Regions from separate parts of the Homo sapiens genome. Here region 1 is linked to region 2. A link is an interaction called in ENCODE POLR2A ChIA-PET data of the cell type or tissue named here. Cell type or tissue: MCF 10A. All regions are shown on one strand. Links, peaks and the distances in the headings refer to the core of each region. The heading gives the core; the rest is flanking DNA. Region 1 overlaps GNAI1 (G protein subunit alpha i1). Region 2 holds the start of LOC107986744 (a long non-coding RNA gene).

Region 1 (2,870 bases), core at 1-2,500, 170 kb before region 2:
AGCACTCTCCTCTGTCTTATCCCCGTTCTAGTCTACCCTTTTGCCCAGAGTTCCATCACCCTAGTCCTGTAAACAGAATTCTGGCTTACTTATTCCAGAAATTCAATTCTTGGAATGTTCGAAAACATTGTTTTCCTAATTTGACTTTAGTAGTAAATTGTGACCTTTTGGTTCTTTTTTGAATCCTTAAAGCATATGTGTAAGCAGCTAAATGAAATAATTCCATGTAAAACACGGCAGTAGAATAAACTAGAAATGTAAAATCGTTTCTAGGTAACGTATAACCAGTGTCACAGCCATTTACATTAGATCGTGTTCATCTTCACTTATTCTGTTTTTCTCATCACATGATGTTTTTTAAATTTAAGGCATAAAATCTCTAAAGTACTTTTAAGACAGTCTGTTAAATATATTGCATTTTTTTCTTAAGGAATGTATTGTCATTTTAAACAGCTGGGCTGAGTAATTTAGATATGAGACTTGCACACTATTAGTAAAGATTTTGGCACTGTCTATATGATTTAAATCAGAGGTATTTCACTATACTGAGCAGTGAATTAGGCCTTAAAAAAAGAGGAGCTAGTCTAATCATTGACACTAAGGAAATCAGGCCAGAGTTTGGGTTGTTTGTCTTTTAGGTTTAGTTTTTATGCTTATTAGGATGATAATACTTAATAGAGAAACATTTTAAAGAAGTAAGTAATAATGAAAGTTTTTTATATAATAATGTCTAATTGTTGAGGAAATTATTTTTTATTGTTATATCTTTGAGAATGTTTTAATTTATCATCCTTTTAAGGGCAGTAAGATTAAGCTTATGCTTTATTTCGGTAGGTAACTATAGTATACTACTTGTACTTATGAAATATTATTTTATTATGTATTTGGAGGACATAAGATTTGACATACAAATAAATGATCATGAATTTATTTTCTGTTCCAAAGCTTTGAGCAGTATTCTCATTTATTCCACCTCACTGTCCTTCCTTCCGCTCCACTCCCCCTCATATACAAAATTCCACACCCTTGTCTCCTTCTTCAGCTTGGTTTAAATATTCCAGGTTTGGGGGAAAATGAGCTGAGGGATTGGATTTCTTCTGTTTGGTGGATATTTTTCTATTGCTGCCACCAGGCAGCCCTTTGGGATGCTGCATCATTAATCTTCACTCCTTTTGAACTTGCCCTGTGACTTCCCCTAGTTGAGAAATGTTGGCTATGCAGGGCTTTTGATTTTTCATTGCTTTGACTTTCTTAGAATTGGTTTAGGATCTTAGATGTCAAAAAGCCCATTTCCTTGAATAAACGGATCCGGTATTTCAGTATGGGTTGTGTGCTTCTTTCTCATGGCATACCTTGTATTAGTTACTTTAGTAAGAAGCCACAGGTTTTGGAATTGCTGATTTTTTTCTGTACCTTCTGTTTTTCATTTTCATATTCATAGTTCAAGTCCTTCTCTGCCTCTGGCAGCCTAATTCCAATAGGCTCTCTTGCATCTTGTCTTTCCCTCTAGCCTGTTCTTTCTACTGCAGATATCATGCTGCTTCCTTGCTCAGAAACCTTTGTTGACTTTTCCGTTTCCTGCAGAATAAAATCTTTTAGACTTGGCTTCCCTCTAGCCTTATACTTTTTCCTTAGGGCACCCTTCTCCAAACAGAAACTGTTGGCACATGTTAAAGCATATTTGCACTTGATTTCTGGTATTGTTTATCCTTCTGCCCAGCCTATTTTCCTACTGCTGTGGGCACTTTAAAGGCAGAATTTTTGTAGGTTTTCTTTGAATACCTAACAACCCTTCTATTTTATTATGTGTAAAATGGCTTCTTAATTATGTAAAATTATTATCTTGCTGGAATATAAACTTTGTGCTCTGCTGTTTTCAATATCAATGAGAGCAAATAACTGTCCAGCCAAATTATGTAAACAAAAAAGGAATAGTAAATTATGTGATGACCACAGTGAACACATGGCATCTAAAATCAAATTGTTTGGTTTAAGATTTTTTTTCATATTTATAAGAGCTTTTCACAGTCATTGTATTTGATAAATTAAAGTTGAGAAAATGATAATGGATATTCATTGGAGGAGGATCTGCTATGTTGCAATTATGGCACTTTGCCCTGCAATTTTTTTTTTTTTTTTTTTTTTGTAAAGGTAGATCTCATTTTCTAATTTTTATTTTTGGCCCCAATTTCTTTTTTTTTTTTTTTCCTTTTTTTTGACGGAGTCTTGCTCTGTCGCCCAGGCTGGAGTGCAGTGGCGCAGTCTCCGCTCACTGCAAGCTCCGCCTCCCGGGTTCACGCCATTCTCCTGCCTCAGCCTCTCAAGTAGCTGGGACTACAGGTGCCTGCCACCACGCCCGGCTAATTTTTTTGTATTTGTAGTAGAGACGGGGTTTCACCGTGTTAGCCCGAGTGGTGTCGATCTCCTGACCTCGTGATCCGCCTGCCGCGGCCTCCCAAAGTGCTGGGATTACAGGGGTGAGCCACCGCACCCTTTGGCCCCAATTTCTAATGCATAAAAAGTATGACTGTTGTTGAATGTCTCAGTGATAGGAAACATGCCTATCTTACAGAATTTAATAGATGTTATTTAAACCTGAAAAAGACTGCTGTAATTTTTTAAACAGAAATTGTGTATTCAACCACAATCAATTTTTATTTTGTTACACATGTCTAACTGCCTTGGAAAATTCTGTGTACAACAAATTCACACAGGAAGACCTGAGTGTATTTGAGTGTGTTTGTTGCAGATTTCTTGGTCACATGTTCTGGCATGCAGTTAACCAATGTATGACTCCCCAGAGTATGACACAGTGAAGTTCAGATCCCAGACTCCATTTGAGTCTTACGAACTAAGGTCAGCTCTACCTA
Region 2 (2,924 bases), core at 178-2,677:
AAGAAGATTAAGGCTTAAAGAAAAATTAAGAAGAAAAAGTAATTCAACTGCCAACAAAAATATCTTCAGTTAATTTGAAGAAATATGTTTTCCACACTGGGAATGTCTAAAAGCTACATTATTTAAAAATTATTCAAAAAATGTGTCACAAGTCCCATAGCTCAGCATGTATTATGGACTATGAAAGAAACAAAAAGATCTGAAAGTAATAACCAATCAGATGATTAGGAGAGATAAGTGGAAAAATTAAAACATATTTTAAAACCCAAGAAAGAAGCTAGCTCTGATAATCTGATTAAAACCCAGAAGAAAAACACTGCTGTGGCCATTTATCCCTAGTGACACGGCAGAAGTAGATGGAATAATTTCTGAACAGATTGTTAGCAAAAAGTCCACTCAGAAGATATATATTGTGCTACAGAGTTTTCAGATAAGTTATCAAGACTCAGAAGGGAAATTTATAACTCTACTAAGAGAATCAGATAATTATCAGAGTAAGACAACATCCTGAAAGAGATAAGAGGTGGAAAATATATACGAGTCTATGTTCCTTAGTTCTAAATTTACTCTAGTAGGTAACAATTACTGTTGAAAAGAGTACAGTACATTGAAAAATGTACATATATGGGGAACTTCATTTTCTGTAGAACTGACAACTCTATTCTAAAAGATGACTAGTAATTTTAAAAAGCACTTTAAAAAATTTAAGGCAATTTTAGGTTAAAATTAAGGAAATAATTTTCCATAAAATGTGAACAGTAAATTCCTGGACAGGACACCTCATCAGATGATCTTTCACGAATCTGTGAACTCCTTTGAGGTCCAAGGGAGTTATTGAGATTGGCTTTGTGGCATTTCCATTCAAACACATTTTATTGCAGAATAAGATGCTGAGAAGCACAGCTTAAAGAAAAAAAATAAGAAAAAAGAAAAATAGTGCATTCATTCATTCATTTTATCACTCACTTAGTAGACACTTATTGAGTGCTACTATATGCCAGTCAGTGTGATCTAGGTGCTGGTGATAAAATAATTAATTACACTGTCAACATCCCCTCACATTTTTACATCATAACAGTCACAAAACATGTGACAGCATACAAATTAAGTTATAATATTATGGAATAATAGGTGCTATGAAAATATATAGTGTTGTTACCCACAACGTCAAACAATACTCAGGAGGTACAGAGTATTTCAGAAAAAGCAGGCCAATGTAAACAATCCCCGTGAATGTTGATTCAATTCCTATGGTAACTCGGCAGCACTTCCTGAGCAGTCCGTGCTGCAGATTCTGTGGTGTTCTGCCCAGGGCTGACTTACCCATCTCCAAGCTGTTGCGGAAATAGGCTTCTGACATTTCATAGTGTGCCTCACTCAAGGTTATGCCCTCTGCCAGCAAGCATAATGAATGGCTGATGGGGAATAAATACACAGGCTCAGTCCCTCACCTCAATTTAAAACAACTCTAGAAGTTCATTCAGCTCTAGGGCTCCAAGTAGGATAAGCTGAGGCCTCACTTGTAACTGCAATGTGAGTCAGCTTCTCCCTCTGTCCAGTCTTGCCTCCATCTTCACTTCCTTTAGGTATATTTCCTGAGGGCATTCTCCAATAAACCTTCTACCTGGAATTCTCTGTTTCTAGAAGATCCAGTCTAAGGCACTGAGATAAACTGGAGGGATTCAAGTGCTTTCATATGGAGCCTGGGGAAAATTTGAAACAGTTTTCATATGCAAGGTAATACAGCACAAAGTTTAGAAGGAAATTTAGATACTAAATACATGTAAAATTTGCAAAAAAGAATTGTTGAAAACCTTTAATGAGAAACTTGAGCTTATATCTGTTTAAAAATTGGATTTTATGCTTGAAAGGGCTACACACAGCTCCTTATCAAGACTTTTTAATTACATTTTCAAATTCTTAATAGTCACCATCAATAAAAATCTGCTTATACAGACATGGACAAATCATTTAAACACATTTTACAACCATTCAAAAATTTGGGACTTGTAACCTGTACAGACCTGGTGGACTGAACAAAGGGGGGCGAACACAGGAATCAAAGGCAAGAGACAAGAGTATATTTGTAAGAAGGGGTCGGGGGGCACCTTGCCTCTAGTGCACAAGGGCCCTGAGATTTACACAGCCCTCCATATTTATTAGGCAAAAGAGATCGGGGTGGGGGGTGTGATTGTTGGGTAATTGTCAGTCAGCAATTTGGTTCACAGCAGGCAAGACTGCATCCTTTGGATAATAGGTGCTAGATTTCTCAGTAGATAACTTCAAGGAGCCGGGTGCCAGGGAGTGATGTCCCTCAGCAAACCTTTTGGTGGCAGGGCAGTGTGAGTTTGCCCACATCCTGCATTCATGATAAACAGTTTGCTGTTTAATCATATCCTCCAGTGGACTACTGAGTTGGTCACATCCTACGGGCCTTCGGCTCCCTGCAGGGACTATTGAAGTTATATACATAGAAAGAATCCTACAGATCTTTCTTTCATTAATAATCTAATGATAGCATTTCTTGTGATAGTTATAATAGATTTCAAATCCATTTAAACTTTTTGAAATGAAGAATTTCAAATAATGGTAAATCTTTCATTTGTAGAACACACATAACATTGCTAGGGCTATGACGCAGCTACTAGCTTGGATGACTCTAAAATGCACCTGAATTGTAAAATGGACAGAACCCTCAGATATACGTGCAGACAGTTTTGCCCTTGACTTTGATCTGCACACCATACTCTTTGGGCACATGGAACATCCACAGTGGCTACTATATGGATGTCCAGTTGATAAGAGTATTTCTTTCCTTATAGTAGAGCAGTAAGTGCTGGATGTTTCTCCAGTTCACTGCTTGCAGAGACTTTGGACACACTGTCAAGTGGCACTCAAAAGTGCCACTGTCTGACGCACTGAGG

Evidence for each region. Peaks named below come from ENCODE experiments on the same cell type or tissue, not always from the same donor. Only the 100,000 strongest peaks of a DNase experiment are listed, where the experiment ranks them.
Region 1: POLR2A ChIA-PET joins it to region 2 with 5 read pairs; 2 of 35 experiments call an interaction of 5 or more read pairs at or near these places.

Annotation. Positions count from the first base shown.
Region 1 is chr7:80,137,787-80,140,656 of GRCh38, forward strand. The region is part of intron 1 of GNAI1 (G protein subunit alpha i1); the gene reads left to right. Among named protein-coding and RNA genes, the nearest start is that of GNAI1, 4.4 kb to the left of the region's middle. In MCF 10A, for the core only: no CTCF peak of the experiment used is centred there; no DNase peak of the experiment used is centred there.
Region 2 is chr7:80,311,024-80,313,947 of GRCh38, forward strand. LOC107986744 (a long non-coding RNA gene) reads right to left here and starts at 1,433. Exons shown (of 3, transcript XR_001745026.2): 1 at 1,324-1,433. In MCF 10A, for the core only: no CTCF peak of the experiment used is centred there; a DNase peak (open chromatin) is centred at 1,308.